Regions from separate parts of the Mus musculus genome. Here all the other regions are linked to region 2. The links are chromatin loops, found by intact Hi-C in ENCODE. Cell type or tissue: heart. All regions are shown on one strand. Links, peaks and the distances in the headings refer to the core of each region. The heading gives the core; the rest is flanking DNA.

Region 1 (6,283 bases), core at 852-4,851, 69 kb before region 2:
TTTTTTTTTCATTTATCATACAAAATAATGAATTCATGGCATATTTATGTTGCTTTTGCTTTATTTTGTTTGCTTGGTGTTTTCTTTGTCTTTTTCTTTTCTTTTTGTTGTTGTTGTTAGTTGGTTTTGTTTTTTCTTTTTATTGTTTTTTGGTGGTGATGATTGGTTTTGGTTGTGGTTTTGGTATTTTTTTTTGTTTTGGGTTGTTGGTTTGTTTTTGTTTTTGTTTGGGTTTTTGGTTGTTTGTTTTTGAGAGGGGCTGTTGATGCGTTTGTTTGAGGTGGTCTCATGTATGTGAGCTCAGTCTTGAGCTTGCTGTGTAGGTAAAGATGATCGTGAACTTTGGATACCCTGCTTCTCAAGCGCCACCTGCCTGGTTTTCTGGTTCTGTGGCGTTGGGGACTGAAGCCAGTGCTTCGTCCACGCTAGCTAGGCAAGCAGTCTGCCAGCTGATCTACGTAGCCAACCCAAGTCTGGAAATTTCTGAGACAGAATCTCGCTTCTTAGTCTAGACTGGCCTGGAAATCTGGGCAATCTTTCTGCCTCTGCCTACCAAACACTGGGATTGCAGTGGTGAGCCGTTATTCTCTCTCAGAGAAAAATATCTTCAGTTAGGGATAGTAACACAAACCTCTAATTCGACTACTTGGGAGGCCAAAACGGGAGGATCCTGAGTTTAAGGATAGGCCAAGGTACAGTCTTGAGACTCGAAAACAAAACCACCACCACCACCACCACAGCAACAACAACAACAACAACAACAGCAACAACAAAATCAGTACTTTTCTTCAAACTGGTATCTCCATCCTGAGTTCCCTGCATCCTGGCTCATCTGGGTGCGTACATTCAGTCCTCTGGCCGTGCCAGTTTCTTCGAGTGAGCATGGGACTTTGCTGCCCCTGTAGCATCTCTCTCTTCTTTTCTTAGTCAGCAGATGCACAGTATTGGTTCCCATGGCTCTTTAGTGCATCTCTAATTGGTCGCCTCTCACTGTGCCTGTTAAGAACTGAATTGGTGAAATAGTGAATGCTTGGAATACAAACAGTTCTGTATGGTTAGGGAGAACTAAAATGCTGATTCTTCTACGCTCTGCTCTGTGTTTTCCTCTTAAGTCTCATTGCCCTTGCCTTCATCAATCACCTCTGCTGTTCCTTCTAACCTGGGATCTTTGTCTTAGCAGGGCTGTCAATGGGATTCTTTGTTTCAATTTGAAAAGGCAGTGCAGACAAGGGTGTTGGCCTGAGCCACATCTACCTGCAGATGCCTGCATTTTGCCACATGATTGGAAGAATGCCAGCAACGCCTGTGAGATGGAGCCTCACCAAGGGTCTCGTGGGCAGATCTGGATTTGAGGCCAGCCGAAGCAAAGCAAAAGAAACAGAGAACAAGCCAGCTCTAGATGGGTAGAAACCAGGGCTGAGGACAGATATGTGATGTTCTAGGTGACAAAAATGACGAGGCTGCCGCATGGGGGTCAGGGGGCAGAATAGGGAACATTTCTCCCATTAGAGAACCATGCAAGGGATGGGCTTGCGTGCCTAAAATCCCGGCTCTCTGGAAGCTGAGTAAGGAGGAGAGTTCCGGGTCGGCCTGGGCTACTCAGCAGACTCATGGGCCTGGGGTCGGGGCTAGAGGAAGCATATCTTCAGAACTTCCTGGAGTTTTTAAGAGTGTTGCAAGCTGATGTGCTCTTCCTAGTGTTGGAATCCCAGGGTATACAGACTCTCTACAGACCTGACTCGTTAAGCTGCTGAGGGCAGATTTCTTCATACATCTTAATCTATGAGGGTTTTTAAAGAAAAGGGTTTGTTCTGTTGTAACACTTTAGGCACAGCCAGGAAGTGCTGTATCATCAAGATACACCCCTAGCTAAAATATTCTAATATATGTGTTTGTAGAGGTGGGGGGGGGGACAGTAAGTGAAAATGTGTGCCCACTAGTGCCCCTAGAACCAAGAGCTTTGGATGCCCCCTGGAGCTGGAGTTAGAGGAGGTTATAAGCTGCCTAATGAGAATGCTGGGACTTGAACTTGGGTCCTTAGCAAGAGCAGCAAGCACTCTTAACTACTGAGCCAACTCTCCCGCCCCTAAAACAGTTTTGTTTTGTTTTGTTTTTTAAACTTCACTTCTTAGTTGGTGGGCACAGACACACACTTGTAATGCCAGGATTCAGGACGGTTTGGCAAGAACATCTTGAGTTCATGGCTGTCTTCGGCTGCATGATAAGAACCTGTCCTACACATACACAACCACTTATTGACCTTAAGTTTACACTGTAGTAGGTCCCCCACTCACTGTGTGCTAGGTCACCCATTCTTAGCACAGCGCTAACTTCAGTCCTGCCTTCCCTTTTCCCATCCCGAGGAGATTCTGGAGGTATTTTTCCAGGGTGAGGCCGCGCCACACAATCACAGTTACTATTGACCTGGATCCAAGTGCATTGCTGTTCAGTCTGGGAAGCTCAGAGAGCAAGATGCGCTCACCATGCAAGCTTTACAATCTGAGCTCTTCCCTGGGGTCCTGAAGAGGTGAAAGGAGAGAACTCGTTCTGTATGGCTATCCCCTGACCTTCACGCATGCGCGCCCCCCACCCACACAAATTAATAATGCTAAATAAAAACATCCAGCCTGGCCTTATGTTCTGGCATATCCCTTTAGTTTCAGCACTCCGATAGCAGGGATGGATGAGTTCCAGACCAGCTAGATCTATATAGGGAGTTCCAAAGCAGGCCCTTAAAAAGGTTGGTCAGAAAAAGATAGACCTAGGCCCCTGTAAGGGACAACAGCAAATCCAGGTCAATAATAATAATTAGGAGAGACGATCTTTGGGAAGTTGCAGAAGATCTTTGCTGGTGATGACAAGGGGGCAGCTTGCAGGAGGCCACTGAAAATCACTCAACTGTCCTTTGCCATCTGCCAGCCTTTACCCTCCTCCCCGGGGCAGAGTCTCCAAGTTTCCTCCTTAGCTCCTGACCTGGGAGAACCTAAGGCTGATGGAAGGAGATCAAGGCCACAATGCCAGGTAGCCCGTGGGGTTGCTCTGTTGCTAGTCTCACTCCTTAAGCTGGGCAGCGAAGACTGACAACCACAGTGAGAGCAAGTTAGGAGACAGTCTCCCCCCTGTGGTGGAGACAAGAACTGCACATTTCTCCAGGGCTCCCACCAGCCAAGCAGTTTTCTTGGCCATGGGCATTGGGAAAGCTTCAGATTCCCTACCAGTCAAGAGGGTTTGGGTACAGTCTTTCATGACTCACCGGACAACTGGAAATCCACTGTAAATGGTTTGTAATTTTAGGAGCCAAGCTCCAGTAGGAGATTTGGGGTTACCTGTGGTTTATTGTGGGTCTTGGTCATATTCACTGCCTTGCGGGCTACGTCCTTTCTGTTTGCTCTGTCTGCCTTCCTCAATGTTGTATCTCTATTATGCAAGGCTAAAGGGGGGTATATTATGTTGTAGATTATAATGGCCACCCCTGGAGAAGGCAACCAACCCAGTGATGATGGGGCACCCCAGCCATTGGCGCAGCTGCAGAAGCTTGAGCCTCGGGTGGTCCGCAGACGCCTGTCACAGGCCCGCCATCGAGCCACCCTGGTAGGGCTCTTCAACAACCTAAGGAAGGCAGTTTACTCCCAGTCTGATATCACAGCCTCAAAGGTACAGGGACTTGGGGATAGTGAAACATGTCTCCACATGATAGGACTGTAAAGTAAGGACTGGCCAAGAGCTGCCAGCCCTGCTGCCCATAGGAAAACTGTCAAAGCCCGGCTTCTCTGCCAGCATCCTAGCAGCCTGACCTGAGAGAGGAAATTATGGGCTGGAGGGAGATCATGTGGTTACTTGGTGGGCAAGAGTCATCCCCCAATGGATGCTCTGGGACCCTGTATATCTATCTACACACACACACACACACACACACACACACACACACACACACACACACACCATATACATATGTACAATACCAATACTAGAAGTGAATACACACTTGGCACTCATATGCAGGCTCAGTATGCCTGTATCTCAAGGCACACATTTATCTTTTCCTACCCTTTTTGTTTCTTGTTGATGCTGATGTTTGAGGCAGTCTCCATGTAGCCCAGGCTGGCCTAGAACTTTCCAGAGAATAGACCCTCCTTGAAATCACACCCTCCTGCCTTTGCCTCCCCGGGTGCTAGGATGATGTTAATCGCACCAAAGAAAGTAAAGGCCATCACCCCAGATTCTTTGGTCAAATTAAACAAGCTTTATTTTCTATCTGTTAGGGCTGTCTCCCCCAAAAGTGAGGTTTGGAAATACAGCATTGAACACAGGAGAGGGAGGGTAGAGTTTATACAGTCCAGACTAGGGAGGTTTCAAGGGGATTTCCAGAGGAACTTTGGTTACATCGGAACTTGGCCGAACATTTTTAAATTATTTGGCAGAGCATCTAATCAGAGTATAATCAAGGTGTGAGTCCAACTCCACGGGAAGGGGAAGATGTCAAATTTCAGAAACAGGTTAAAGCACAGTCAAGTTGAATTGTTCAGGAAGTAGAAATGAACTTGTTCTGACCTATGACAAAATGGCTTAAAATGGAGTCAGGTTGGTCCATCAGATGACAGGTGTGTACCACACAGCTCTTTCTCTTCTCGGTTATCTTTTTTAGCTGCTAATTAACAATACATTAATGAATTAATTATTGTCCAGAGACTGGAGAAAGGCCTGGTAAGTGGGGTGTTGGTAGAAGAAATCAAGTTAATAATGGTGAGAGCGTTACAGGCAGGCACAGTGGAGAGTCCCTGTATTTCCTCATGTCTTAACAGAGGCTGGAGGAGGAGAGGAAGGCAGAGAGGAGAGGGGAGGGGAGACACTTACCCTCTGGTAGAAGGCAAGGCCAAAAAAGTTCCCACTCCAAGCCTGACTCTTCTCACATCTCCCTGCCTGAGCTCTTTATGCCCGGGAACCCGTTCCCAGCTGGTTGGTTTCCTTCCGAGGATGGCGCCTTCAGCAAAGCAACAACCAGAGCCTTTTACTTTTCTGTGACTAGAATTGCCAGAGGATTCCCAGTTTGGGGTGAGGTAGGAAGACACCTTAGAAGAGCTCCTGAGTAGGCCTAGGCTTCTGTGGAAATTTGAGAAGGGTAGCTCCTGACCATTTGGTACAGGGCTCCAACTGATACCTGTACTGTTTCCAGCTGCAGGAGTCCCCCCCACAGACCCCCTACCTGCCCTTGGAAAAGGTGAGGGGCTGGTGAGTAGCGAAGGAAAGCCAAGTTTGGGATTGCAGGGTGAAAGAGTGGGGTCCCTACTGAGAAACAGAGCTCAGAAGAGAAAATTTCACGCCTCTGCTGGCTTCCGGCATCTTTCACCCATCCCCGCCGTCCCTTGGCTTGTAGTGATGGCGGGAAATTCCGAATTCAAATCCACAGAACATTTGCTATTTTTAGATATGTTTAGATAACATAAAATATTTTAATTATTTTCTTCTTTTTTGTCTTAAACAGGGTCTCGTGTATCTCAAGGTTGACCTTGAACTCAATATGCAACTGACATTGAACTCCCGAGATCCTCTGCCTCTACCTACTGTGTTCTGGGATTATAGGCATATGCCTGTAGCTAGCTACATAGCGAGCTATATACCTAGCTACACAGAGTCTATGAATTCAGCAAATAAACATTTTGAGAAAAAGATACTGAGTTGCACATGGTCACAACGTGAGCAGAAGTCTAGTGGGCCTTTGTGCAAACCTGGGGTTGACATTCAGTCTGCTGATCCCCCGTGTCATAGTGCCCCACCCGCAAGCAGCCTGTGCACACATCTGTGACGCTACAGCTGCTGCCGCTGGGGTCGTTTTCTCAACACATCTTATTCCCACTTTGGTATTTCAGTGAGCTTCCATTTATAGAATGCAAACATGTCCCCATACATTCTGTGCACTGAGACCAACTTCCTATCCATTCCACAGACAAGGCCAAGGATGGGACTTGCGGGGGGGGGGGGGGTGTCGGGGGGCAGGGAGTATGGCCTCAGTGTGACAGGGGTTTCCTGGGCCCATAGAGAAAAGGGTTCCAGCAGCAGTGAAAGACTGTCTTTTCAACAATGTCTGTCTGTGTCCTCAGTGGCAGGTACTGAATAGGACAAAGATTCATATTCAGGAACAGGAAGAAAGCCTGGATAAGTTGCTGAAGCTCAAAGGCAAGAGACCCCTCCCTAGAGACGGCTGCCTTGGGCTTTCCAGGGAAGGCAGAGATGCATGTTAGGAACCTACCGTGTGTCTGGCCCTGTGCTTCAGCCATAGCTGGTC
Region 2 (6,283 bases), core at 1,312-5,311:
TGTCTTGATTTATGACCTCCTTTACTCTGCTACCATAAACAGCTCATCAGAGTGGTACCACCTTGGAGTGTGGAACTTGAAGTAGCCTAAATCTGTGTTCCTGGGTTGTGGTCATTCATATTTGGCTCCAGAATAAATTATTTATCGCCTTTGAAGTGGGATTTGCATTGGCACTGAGCTACAGCTGGACTCATGGTCCTTCAATCTTAGCTATGCCGTTACACAGGCATCCCAGCTCTGGGAGAGTCCTGGCCATTTTGCCTCTTGAATGCAGAATCCATTTATTATTTTTATTACATATTTTCTTTATTTACATTTCAAATGTTATCCCCTTTCCTAGTTTCTCCTCCGAAAATCCCCTACCTTCTCCCCCTTCCCCCTGCTCCCCAACCCACCCACTCCCGATTCCCTGGCCAGGCATTCCCCTATACTGGGGCATAGAATCTTCACAGGACTAAGAGTCTTTCCTCCCATTGATGACCAACTAGGCCATCCTCTGCTACATATGCAGCTAGAGCCACGAGCGCCTCCGTGTGTTTCTTTGATTGGTGGTTTAGTCCCAGGGAGCTCTGGGGGTACTGGTTAGTTCATATTGTTGTTCCTCCTATGGGGCTGCGAATCCCTTCAGCTCCTTGGTTACTTTCTCTAGCTCCTTCATTGGGGACCCTGTGCTCTGTCCAATGGATGGCTTTGAGCATCCACTTCTGTATATGTCGGGCACTGGCAGTGCCTCTCAGGAGACAGCTATAATGTGCCCTTTATTTTTATTTTGAGGCTGGTCTTTTGTGGCCCAGGATAGTCTCACTCATTAGATAGCCAAGACTGACCATGGACCCTTACCCTCTTGCCTCTGCTTGCCCAGTGCTGGGATTACAGGCATGTACAATCATACCCTGTTCACACAGTAGTGGAAATTGAAGCTTCACATATGCTAAGAAAGCACCCTTTCAACTTAACTACATCTCCAGCCCCCTAAGTCAGTTCAAATGCATAGGAGAACTTTGCATTCTCTTGTGTAATATAATAGAAGTTTGGAAATGAAAGATAGAGGGTAGCATGGGGTTAGAGTTCCCAGAGACACTGTGTCCCCCAAACTGCGGTTCTCATCACAATTCAAAAGCTGGTTCTGTTGTTGGCAGTCAGAGTTTGGTATGGATGTTTCCAGGTTTTTGGCCTCTTAATCCAAAGAACTGAAAATAAGAGTCATACAAATTTGCCAAAGCAGCGAAATAATTTTATTTAGAGCAAATTGATAGCAGAGATCAAATAGGGACACGCTGTGGAGATTAACAGCTGGCTATAGGACAGGGCACACTCAGGGCCCTGATTACTGTCAGGGCTTCCTTGTATGGGACTCAAGAGAAGGAAGAGGAGGAGGAAGAGGAGCTTGGTTGCTAAGGGATATAACACAGTTCTCTATTTTGATTGGTGGATTGATAGATGGGTAGCTTGCTAATACGTTTACTTTCGAAAGTGTGTCCTTTCCCATAATGCATGATTCTCTCTCTCTCTCTCTCTCTCTCTCTCTCTCTCTCTCTCTCTCTCAATTGTGCATAGGCATAGATGGTAAGTGGAGAATCTCTCTAAAAGTTTTCTAGAGCACCTGACAGGATTACCATAAAAGTCTAGCTCATAGGAAGCTACCGGTCCTGTGTGCGAGGTTCCGGATCACGCCTGGGAGGGACTAAGGTCATGTATGCACTATACCAGGAGACATCCACTCAGACCTTAACCCTGATTTCTTGCTATTTTAACCTTCTCATTTGAAAGCATTTCTATATAAAAGCAGCATTGTCTCAGTGTCGCAGCGTTACAGCACATGTGAGCTGTGCTGGAGAATTCCCGGGAGTCTAGGGCTCCCTTTTCACTGCATGTCCCCATCGGGGTTCCTGTCCCTCTTTCATACCTCAGGGTCAGTGAGCCTGCTTGGGTGTTGTGCAGTAGAAGCTCGCTGAGCGTCCTGCTCGGTATGGGTCCTGCAGTATGGGAAGGTTACCCTCTTTTGGACACTGCTTCTTGAGTTGGTAGTGACCCTGAGCTGAAGAACCCAGCCTGCCTCCTTTCAGCTCCTTGAGTAGCAGACCACTGGGCTCCATGGCTTCCTTTTGGGGGCTGAGAGAGGTGCCGGCTAACAGGCAGCCCAGTACTGGCTTGTCTCCAGGAAGACAGTGCTGACACGTGGAGTCACCAATGGTGACCACACCCACAATGAACACGCTGCGACCCATGGCTTTCACAGGAGCTGTTGCCTCTTGACTTCTCATGAAGTCTATTTCCCAGTAACTCCCGAGCCCTCCATAAATGCTCACCCCAGAGCACCCAGAGCCTTCTGCCAACATCCTGGCTGTCTCTATCTTCTGGACCACATGCTAGCACCAGGAGAAGATGCTATGAAGCAGCGTTTCAGGTTGTTTGTTCTGGACACAATGGACTCCCACGGTCAGTGCTGGGCCTTTTGGGTACAGGGACCTAGGAGGAGGCAGGGAAACTGAGCGTCACAAGTGTTCCTACCATCTGACTGCTCAGCTTGGGTATCTGCAGAAACAATATGGGAGCTGAGGTGTCCGGCTTGTGGGACTGCACTGCAGGCAGTGTGATCCTTCAGCAAGCACTCCACTCGCACCGCGCTGCTGAAATCGAACAGGGTTACTGCCTGCCCTGCGGCACACAGAGACTGCAACCCATGACTGTATTGTCTAGACTGATCCAAGTCTTTCTTTCTCAAGTTTGGGGCTGAGCGAATAGGGGGAGACAAAACTTCTGACCTATCACCGGTCAGAGCGTCAGGAAATAGAGAACAAGGCCACAGTGCCACCCAGCGGACAAATAAAAAACAGCGCCCTTCCACCTAGAGGCGAAATAAGCCAGCCTACCGGCCTGGCCAGAATCCTGAACACACCCCACCTTCCAGAACTGAGGGTTGGGCTCTGTCTGTGGTGCTGACATTCCAGGATGCTCTCTGGACTGAAAGGGCTGGAGGTTTGGGGGCCGGGAGCCTGGCACGGAACTTTTCTGTCTCAGCACAGAATGTTCCCCAGCCAAGGCATATGTCCTGGCCTTTATCAAAGGATCCCCTGCCCAGTCTACTGAGGACTGGATAGGAGAGAAATAACATTGTCTTCAATCTGTAGTACCATATGAGCAGGTGAGAGAGATCTAAATGAGAGTGTTGTTTAAAATGAATATCCTGGGACAAGGAGATGGCTCCGTGAGAGCACTGGCCATGCAGGTGGGAGCGAGGATCAGAATTTGGATCCCGGCACCTATGAAAATTCTGGATGAACTTGAAAGCCACCCATAACCCCAGCAGTTGGGATGGGGAGAGAGGCAAGTTGGCTAGCTATAACAGCCAAATCAGCAAGCTTGGGGTGCAAGTGAAAGACCCTGCCTCGGTGACTGAAGAGGAGAGTCACTGGAGAAAGCAGACACAGACCTGTGGCCTCCACGTGCACGCACCCATATACATTCACACCCAGACACAAGTGCACACACACGTGAACATACACCACACGCATGACAAGTACCTAAATGATTCTTTCTTCCTCTTCCCCCTTCCTCCTCCCTCCCAGCCATCCACCCATCAACCACACAGCACATCCTACAGCGCTCAGCTACTGTGTGGTGTTTTGAGCATCGTGCCAGGTGGTGAGTGTACCAAAGTCAGCAAACCCGACACACATCCCTGCCCTCATGGAATTCACCATCTGGCGGGAGAGAAAGACATTAATCAAGGAAGTGCGAGGACCACTGCACGCTCTCGGCTGAGATGAGGGCTAGAGTTCTCGCTCTTGAACTGGGTTGCAGCCTCAAGTCGTGGACCTGGATGGGAGGGTGCTGATGAACTTGCCAATAGTAAAAGGACCCAAAAATGAATTCAAAATTAAAATCGTTGTGAATCAGAGGAATTTCCATTGGTGTTCATCGCCCTTGGCTCCAAGAGTAGAACATGTCACTTTGCACTGATGCCATCATGCCAGCCACTGAATGCTGACTGAAGTGCCTGGCTGAGATTCAAAAAGTGAAGGCTGTTTACTGCACACACAGGGTTCTCTGCTCTTACAGAAACACAGTAGCTTAACTATGGAAAGGACATTAGCATTTCCCTACCATTGCTCCTCAGCACACAAGCATCAGGTTCCCAGACCTTTGGATTGTATTGTGTTAGAGTGTTTGATTTTAAAAGTTGCTACTTGAGAGGCCTGGCAAGATGGCTCAGTGCATAAAGGCAGGTGTCCCCACACCTGACACCCTGAGTTCAATCCCCAAGCAGGCTCCACACAGTGGAAAGTGAGAATTGACTCTTGCATGCTGTTCTGGCCTCCTCTTATGGGGTGTGGCGTGTGGGCTCCTATGAGCACACACACATATACACCCACATAAATAAATTAAAATATTTAAATTTTGCTGCTTGAGACACTGAGTTTCATCAAAAAAAAGTTAACTGAAATTTGGCTTGGGATTAGGACAGAATTTCTGAAAACTTCTGAAATGTACTAAAACATACTTCTGCCATTTTGTACTGAATATTTATGCAAGGAGGTCTTCTTATCAGTGACAATTATGAAATCGAAATATCAATCAATTCTGAAAAACACTGAAGATGCTGTATTCTGCAGTGTCAGATACTCAGCCAAAAATTAACAGGCATCGATCTCATCAATATTCACATATGGGTTTTTTTAATAAACAGTGTATGTATGTGTATAAAAGAGTTGTTCTAAAATAAATGTATAATTATCAGCAAACATTTAATTCATATACTTATATTATATATTTACATACCCAGGGTTACATGAAAATAGGGGTCCTGAGTGGAACTGGTCCAAGAAGCTGCGCTGCGGAGGAGGAGGAGCAGCGGGCGAGGCTACCACTCCCCATCACGGGGACTCAGAAAAGGCTGACTTGACACGTGTTAGTGTTTGGAGGAGGCAGCGTGAGCAGAGGTTCTGGGGCAGCGGGGAGACCGGAACCGGGTAGAAAGAGCAGAGAGGAGCGTGGTGTTAATGGATGCAGAAAGGGGGCTACAGGCAATGAGCTTGCTGGCCATCTGAAGACTCTACTATTGCGTCTGAGGAGCCAGGGAAGGTCGCTGGTGTGTTTGCGCTGACTGGGTGAGGGTGGAGTGGAGAGTGAGGAATTATGGGGGTCTTCCGGGATGTTTGATAGGGTGCAAGACTGGAGTTTTTATGGAACTGGGAAGAGTCGAAAGAGGCTAGGTTTGGAGTAGGGGAACGTGAGTGTAGATGGTTTGGAAATAACCAATCGGATGTCAAGTGTCTGTGTGCACCCGAGAGGACCTCCTGTCAGGCGGCGGACACGTCAGCCTTGAGACTCAACTCAGTAGAAATGACAACCGGAGGGTAGGAACTGTAGGAACGCTGAGGCTCTGGTGAAAAGTGGAGACCAACGGGTGAACCAGAGGCCACGTGTGTGACAGTGCAGAGTTCAGGTCAGAAGTTGTGGGTGTGGGAAGGGGTGAGTGACCCAGATCTTACTGTCTTGTCCAGGGTCCGGTCACTAGAACTGCACTAGAATGGGATCCTCACAAACACGGAGAGACAGCAGAGGCCAGCGCTGGTGAGGTGACACAGAAGCTGAGCGCTTGCTGCTTGTCCAGATGACGCAAGCGCACTGCTCCGCATCCACATCAGGTAGATCACAACCACCTGCAACTCATAGGGCACTACACACTTGCGGACTCAAGATATGGATTTTGATTGTTTGTTTTTTCGAGACAGGGTTTCTCTGTGTAGCCCTGGCTGTCCTGGAACTCACTTTGTAGACCAGGCTGGCCTCGAACTCAGAAATCCTCCTGCCTCTGCCTCTGGAGTGCTGGGATTAAAGGCATGCGCCACCACCGCCCGGCTGAATTTTTTTTTTTTTTTAAATAAATGCTTCTTGGGCTAGGATCCTTCCTTGAGTCAGGAATGTACTATTTGCCTAGTATACAAAAAGCCTTGGATTCCATTCTGAGCACTACATGAAACCAGGCATGATGCTACAGACCAGCTTGGAACACACAAGTGCCTATTGTGGGCTAAAATGGAGTGTGGGAGGCAGCGCAGCAGCGGACAGACTGATGGGGGTGCTCTGTGCTGGTGGGCCTGGCTCCCTTGCTTAGGACCTGCATTGCTCTGCAGCCCTCTGGCAACCACCCAGGGTGAAGCATCACCCAGAAGGCACTGGAGTGGGCTGCCCTACAGAGTCCATAACTATAACCCTCTGTGTGGCAGCTAGGATTTTCCCATGTAACACCCTGTAGATTAATTACTGCTGAGTGTGT
Region 3 (6,283 bases), core at 852-4,851, 250 kb after region 2:
GCTGTCAGTTCAGCAACCAGAACAATGCAGATTAGAAGTAGACACATGTAACTGAAACCAATGGCTGAAATGAGAATTGCTTCACTTTGGATTTAGAACTCCTAACACTGTATAGGTTTGTGGGACTGGAGAGGTAGCTCAGCAGATCAGAACACTTTTTGTTCTTGAAGAGGACCAAGCTTCGGTTTGTAGCACCAACATAGTGGCTTATACCATCAGCATGCACATTGGTGCAAATACAGACATGTAGGCAAAACACTCATACATACAAAATAAATCTGTAAAGAGTTTATATGGGTGGGTGGGTGGTTTTCATAAGGCTTAGCTCTTCACCTAATAAAGGGTACCTCGCACTAGCCATATTTCTTAACTCTCAAAGAGTCCAGCTGTATGCATGCACATGGCAACAACTATAGCAGCACTTAGCTGCTTGTTACTTTGAACTAACAGGCATTTAATTTTTTTTTAGGTTGATTTTTTTTTCTTAAATTATTTATTTGTTTATTCACTTTACATCCTGATCACAGCCCCTTCCTGCCTCTCCTTCCAATCCTACCCTCATCCCCCTCTACTTCTCCAGAGGAGGTCCCTCCATGGGTACCAGCTCACCCTGGCACATCAAGTCACAGCAAGACTAGGGGCATTCTCTCCCACTGAGGCCAAACAAAGCAGTAGAGCTAGGGAAAAGGAACCCAGAGGCAGGCAACAGAGTCAGAGACAGTCCTTGCTCCAATTGTTAGAGGATCCACATGTAGACCAAATTGCACATCTGCTACATCTGTAGGGGCCTAGGTCCAGCCCGGACGTGCTCTTTCGGTGGTGGCTCAGTCTCTGGGAGCCCCTTGGCTTGAGGTTGATTTTTATCTCATGCCTGCTTGTGTGTCTGCACCCTCTGTGTGCAGTGCCTTTGGAGGCCAGGAGAGGGCATCAGATCTTCTGGAACTGGAGTTTCAGAAGGCAGTTGTTAGCCATTAAGACATCTCTCCAGCTTCAATACTGGTGTCTAAATGTTATTAATCATAGTCTACATGACCTAAATTACAGATCATCGTCAATTTTTATAGATAGTTTAAGATTCATAAAAGTTTGTTTTCCCAGGGTGAGGCTTATCCATTGTACTCTGCATGTGCTGACCCCTGTCATTTCCCCAAATGTAGGAAACTCAACTGTAATGTGTGGTAGTGGAGGACTTCATGTTCTCCCCTTTGTAAAACAAATGAAATCCATAGAAAATGTATTCAAATACAACACCGTTTTGTCTTGCCTATTAGATACCCAGGTTCCAGTCGTTCCGTATTGGCGCCTGCCTGGCTTGGGCATTATTATCTACCTGCTGAAGCAGAGTGCCACTGATTTCTTTAGCTACTATGACAGTCACCGTCGCAGTGTCAACAAGCTGCAGAATGTAGAACAACTTCCTCCGGATGAGATAAAAGAGGTATGGACCTTGTAATGAACTGTGAGGCTTGAAAAGTCACTGCTGCACCACAAAGGCCCAGGTGCTGGGCTCGGGCTGTGGAATAACAATGATCTACTCACTCCACGCTGCTGAGGGATCTGCAGGGATTTACCTTTGCCATGTAACCTTGTGAGCACAGACAGAACAGCCCAGTAGCTCTTTTCAAGAAAATAGGCGTGGCTGCCTGATAAGGAGCTCCCAGGAATGTCTTCAAAAGCTGCAGAGAAACAGGGCTCGCTGTTGCAGATGTTTTTGCGTAGGACGTGGGAGGAGTCTCCAGCATCTTCACGCTTCAGTGAAGTTTCCAGGCAGATGGGACGGCTCGTCAGTCTTGATCACTTAAATCTGACACATATCCACCATTCTACTTTCTCCAGAAGATACCTGGCAAATTCATGCCAGCTTTTCCACCTACTCTTGGAAAAGGTTTTTGTTTTTATCTAGTAGAACCCCAAGGGCTGGTGGACCACTAGGAAATTGGAAGTGTCTTAGACTTAGACTTGCAGAGACAAACACTGAAAAGGGAAACAGACATTCTTGTGGAAATTGACTGCTTCTTTGACTCTCTAAAACTCTTGTGCAGGAGGCAGTATAAATACATTTGAGTCTTTTCATAGTTCTTACTGTAATGACCTGCTCATAGTAGATCATTTTAAGTTGTTATACTTTATACTTCTTTCTTTTCCTTAGTTATGCCAGTCTGTGATGCCTGCTGGTATTGATAAAATCTCTACTGCACAGAAGTGTGTCTTAGCAAGACGTCGTCTGGTGAAGCTGATCAACAACCGTGCCAAACTGCTGTCCCTCTGTTCCTGTATCCTTCTGCGGCCACAGCCCGCGTACAGACCTAAAATGTGTTGTACTTACTTAATTCTTACAGTATGCAGCTAGAACCATATGGGAAGGGATATAATGACCGTCCTATGGCCTGTCTTTGCCCAGTGAGTACCTGGCGTGTTGCCATGTTGTTATTCTTCTCACCTTCTAGAGTAGCAAGGAGTACTATAAAATGTCCGGATGCTGTCTGTCTGGGCAAGTGGCTGGTGCACAGCAGCCTGAGGGCCTCCCCTCCCACAGCTCACTCAGTGACTTTCCTGAAGCATGCTCAGTGGCACTTCATCCCAGGCTCTTAGAGCAAGTTCACGGAGGATAATTAAGCACAACCTCTTCCTTTTCTCCTTCTCACAATCTGGTTTATTAAAAAATACTTGATGACGTTCTTCTTTAATCTGAACTCCCAGATATCATCGAGACCTGCCTGTTTATTCTTTGGCGCCATCTGGAGTATTATTTGTTACATTGCACGCCAATGGATTCCCAAGATTCATTGTTTGCCTCTAGGACTTTATTTAAAAGCAGAAGACTACAAGGTGAGCTGGTCTCAAAACAGCCAGAAATGTGTATATATTTTAGGGCCCTGAAAAGCCAGGTACTTCTTTCTTTCTGTTGTTTTTGTTTTCTTTTCTTTGAGCAAGCAAGGTCTTGTTTTATTGTCCAGACAGGTCCTAAAATCCTGGACTTAAATGAACCAGTCTCCCGATAGCTGGACTGTGGATGTACACCACTAACTACTGTAAGCGACCTTAGTTTTATGTGTCTCAGATTACCCAGTGAATTGAGTACTGGAGAGCTAAATAGTAAACACAACTGCCTTTTGTATCTTATTTCCGCCCATGAGAAATGATTCTGGAGCCTGTTGGTGGGTTGTCCTTCATTTCCTGTAGTAGGTTTGTCTCGGCTGTAGAGTCACATCACAGCTAATTTTCTAGACGAATAGACCCGGGCCGTTGTCTCTGTGCCAGGGTGGGCCTGAGTCGATGAACACGCATGCATTAGACTCGTAGGGGAGTGTGAGACCCATCCTAGCTGGATGTCCTTCTCAGGCTTCCTTCCCTGCTCAGAGCTCGGCCTCAGGCCTCCTCACACCTTCTTCACGTGCAGAGCCTCTGCTGTGCAGGAGATGCACTCGCAGAGCTGCTTCACTGTCTCTGATCTCCAGACTCTCTTTTCCTCAGAACCCAATCTGGACTTCAGAAGTGGACTATCTCAAGTGAACCAGCACGATATAGACCAGGTAAGGCTCTGCTATCATATTCTTTTCTCTGTAAGAGGAAAGCCTGCGTGATGGTAAAGTAGAAAGTAAATGTTTCCTTTCATTTCCTAAAGACACTTTAAAAAAAATAATTTTATTTTATATATATATATATATATGAGAAAGTGTCTTTGTATATGCTTGTGTACAGTGTGTATGCCTGATGAAAGTGTCTTTGTATATGCATGTGTACGGTGTGTATGCCTGACACCCTGATAGGCTAGAAGTGGGCTTCAGAGCTCCTGGAACTGGAGTTAGAGGTAGCTGTGAGCTGCCTGATGTGGATACTAGAAACTGAACCCTGGTTTCTGTAAGAGTAGCGAGTGTTCTTAACAGCATAGTATCTCTAGCCTGGCACTTATTCTTAACAAATTAAAAAAAAAAAAAAAGACATTTTATGTGTGTGCTTTGCTTGCATGTATGCCTGTGCACCGCATGTGTGCACGTTGCCCACAGAAGTCAGGAAAGGGCATGCGGTCCCCTAGAACTAAAGTTTGGCAGATGATTGTGAGCTGCCGTGTAGGTGCTGGGAATTGATCCCAGGTCCTCTGGAAGAGATGCTCTCAATCCCTTAACGACTTTTGGTATGACGTTTAGGATCTATTTTTTATATGTATAGCAGCATCAATAATTGTTGCTATTTAAGATATAGCTTTAATTTATATACATTTGTACAAGAATTAAAATGATAATCGTTCTGATGTAGAAATGTACATTTTTAATGAATTTGGCGCCCCATTATAAAATCTAGTAGTAGTTTACATTAGAGTACCTTTTGTCATGTCTGTGTGGGTAAGGTGAGCGTGGGGTAGTGGTGGTGCTGGGTTTCAAACCCAAGGCCTTGCACTCGCTAGGCAGGTACTCTGAACTCACCTTACTTTATGTAAGAAAGACTGCATTACTGGATGTCCCAGGGCGGGTGGTACCCAAGGGGGTCTTCCAATTCTCCTCAGAGAAGCGGGGAAGGTAGTGGAGGAGGGGTTTGTAGGGGTAGGGCTGGGAGGGGAGCAGGGATGGGTAGGGGGGTGGCAGTCGGATGTAAAGTGAATACATTTTAAAAAGATTAAAGGAAAAAGGATAGTGTAGCAGTGTTGTGAATCAGAGCACAGAAGGCAATACCCGAGTAGCAGTGCACTAACAAGGGCGTCTGTACTACCTCCAGCTTCAGTCTGATGCTGTCAACGCTTTCGGAGAGTCGCTGCAAAAGAAACTTCTTGACATTGAAGGGTTGTACTCAAAAGTTCGATCCCGCTATAGTTTCATCCAGGCTCTCATCAGACGTATCCGTGGCCTGCTGAGGCTGTCCAGGAACTGAGAACTGACTCTCTTCCGTGGAAGAGATGAACTGAGGAGAACCACCTCTTTTTTATAGATGACTTTATTTCTAAATTATGACCAAAAGATATTTTGCTATTTCTTTCTTTATATATGGACATCTTTTCTGTAAACCTCTCTCATTTCTCCCTCACTTGTGAACAATAAAATACTTTTTAAAAATAAACAAATGTGTGGTCATTCTTTTGAAATGATCGAAACTCTTCACATAAAAATGTTTGATGCTTATGGTTTTCCCGTGGAGAGATTCTGAACAGCAGTTTGTTTTCAGACATTCTGTATCCTTCATGCCTTTGTGATGCTTCGATATTCTAGCATGGAGTGGGTAGTGAACTACACCATGCTCGTGCCATGAAAACTAATGACCCAAAAAGTCAACCTGTCCCTTAGAATTAGCCTCAGCCTTTCCTGCATTTCAAATGATGACAGTCTGTCTTTGTTTCTTTGAAAATATCATCCTGAGATAACTCAGACCCAAAAGGACATGCATGGTATGTACTCACTAATAAGTGGATATTAGCCAAGAAAGTACAGAATACCCAGGATACAATCCACAGAACTCAAGAAGGTTAGCAAGCTGAAGGGCCCAAGTGAGGGTGCTTTAATCCCACTTGGGAGGGAGAAGAAAGCAATCACAGGAGGGAGGGAGGGAGGGAGGGACTTATGGGGAGGGGGAGGAGAAAAGGGGAACATGGTCAGGTATTAGCTAAGGTATTGGCGGGGGTGGGGGTGGGGTGGAGGGCCAGGAGAAAGGGACAGGAGTGAAGCTCCGAGGGCCAGAAAAATGAATGGAAACAGTCAACCTTAGGAGGTGGGGGACCCTCCAAATGTATCAGAGACCTGGGAGGTGAGACACTCTCAGGACTCAAAAGGAGGGACCTTAGATGAAATGTCCAACAGTAGGAAGAGAGTCCACCTCCAGTGGAGGGATGGGGTTGCTATCCCACAGTCAAAAACTCTGACCTAGAATTGTCTCTGTCTGAAAGAACTGCAGGGACAAAAATGGAGAAGAGACTGAGGGAAAAGAGGTCCGGCGACAGGCCCAACTTGAGATCCATCTCAAGGGAAGGCTCCAAGGCCTGGGACTTATGACTGATGCTATGGTGTGCTTACAGACAGGAAACTAGCGTGGCTGCCCTCGGAGAGGCCCAACAAGCAGCTGACTGAGACAGAAGCAGTATACTTACACCCAGCCATTGGACTGGAGTCTGGGACCCCTGTAGTTGAATTAGGGAAAGGCTGGAAGAAGTTGAGGACAACCCCATAGGAAAACCAGCCGTCTCAACTAACCCTGAGATATCTAAGACACTAAGCCACCAACCGGGCAGCATACACTAGCTGGTTACGAGCCCCAACCCCCACCCTTCCACCCCCACCTCACATACAGTGGAAGACTG

The links. A loop is a pair of places that touch in the nucleus more often than their neighbours do. Peaks named below come from ENCODE experiments on the same cell type or tissue, not always from the same donor. Only the 100,000 strongest peaks of a DNase experiment are listed, where the experiment ranks them.
Region 1: a loop joins it to region 2, with 4 times the contacts of the local background. A loop is called at or near these places in 15 of 42 quality-filtered maps.
Region 3: it touches region 2 in a loop (5-fold over the local background); 2 of 42 quality-filtered maps call a loop at or near these places.

Annotation. Positions count from the first base shown.
Region 1 is chr6:34,924,263-34,930,545 of GRCm38, forward strand. It overlaps Stra8 (stimulated by retinoic acid gene 8), which reads left to right. Exons shown (of 9, transcript NM_009292.2): 2 at 3,457-3,654; 3 at 6,099-6,174. The coding sequence starts at 3,463. Among named protein-coding and RNA genes, the nearest start is that of Stra8, 6.5 kb to the left of the region's middle. In heart, for the core only: a CTCF peak has its summit at 3,128; a DNase peak (open chromatin) is centred at 3,059.
Region 2 is chr6:34,992,714-34,998,996 of GRCm38, forward strand. No RefSeq gene overlaps it. Among named protein-coding and RNA genes, the nearest start is that of Slc23a4, 18 kb to the left of the region's middle. In heart, for the core only: a CTCF peak has its summit at 2,833 (motif pointing left); DNase peaks (open chromatin) are centred at 2,208 and 2,818; H3K4me3 peaks cover 546 bases; H3K27ac peaks cover 429 bases; H3K27me3 peaks cover 1,011 bases.
Region 3 is chr6:35,242,548-35,248,830 of GRCm38, forward strand. It overlaps Nup205 (nucleoporin 205), which reads left to right. Exons shown (of 43, transcript NM_027513.1): 39 at 1,272-1,438; 40 at 2,150-2,273; 41 at 2,701-2,829; 42 at 3,475-3,533; 43 at 4,714-5,052. The coding sequence ends at 4,866. It also overlaps the pseudogene Gm23435. Among named protein-coding and RNA genes, the nearest start is that of 1810058I24Rik, 7.0 kb to the right of the region's middle. In heart, for the core only: CTCF peaks have their summits at 918 (motif pointing right) and 2,753 (motif pointing left); no DNase peak of the experiment used is centred there.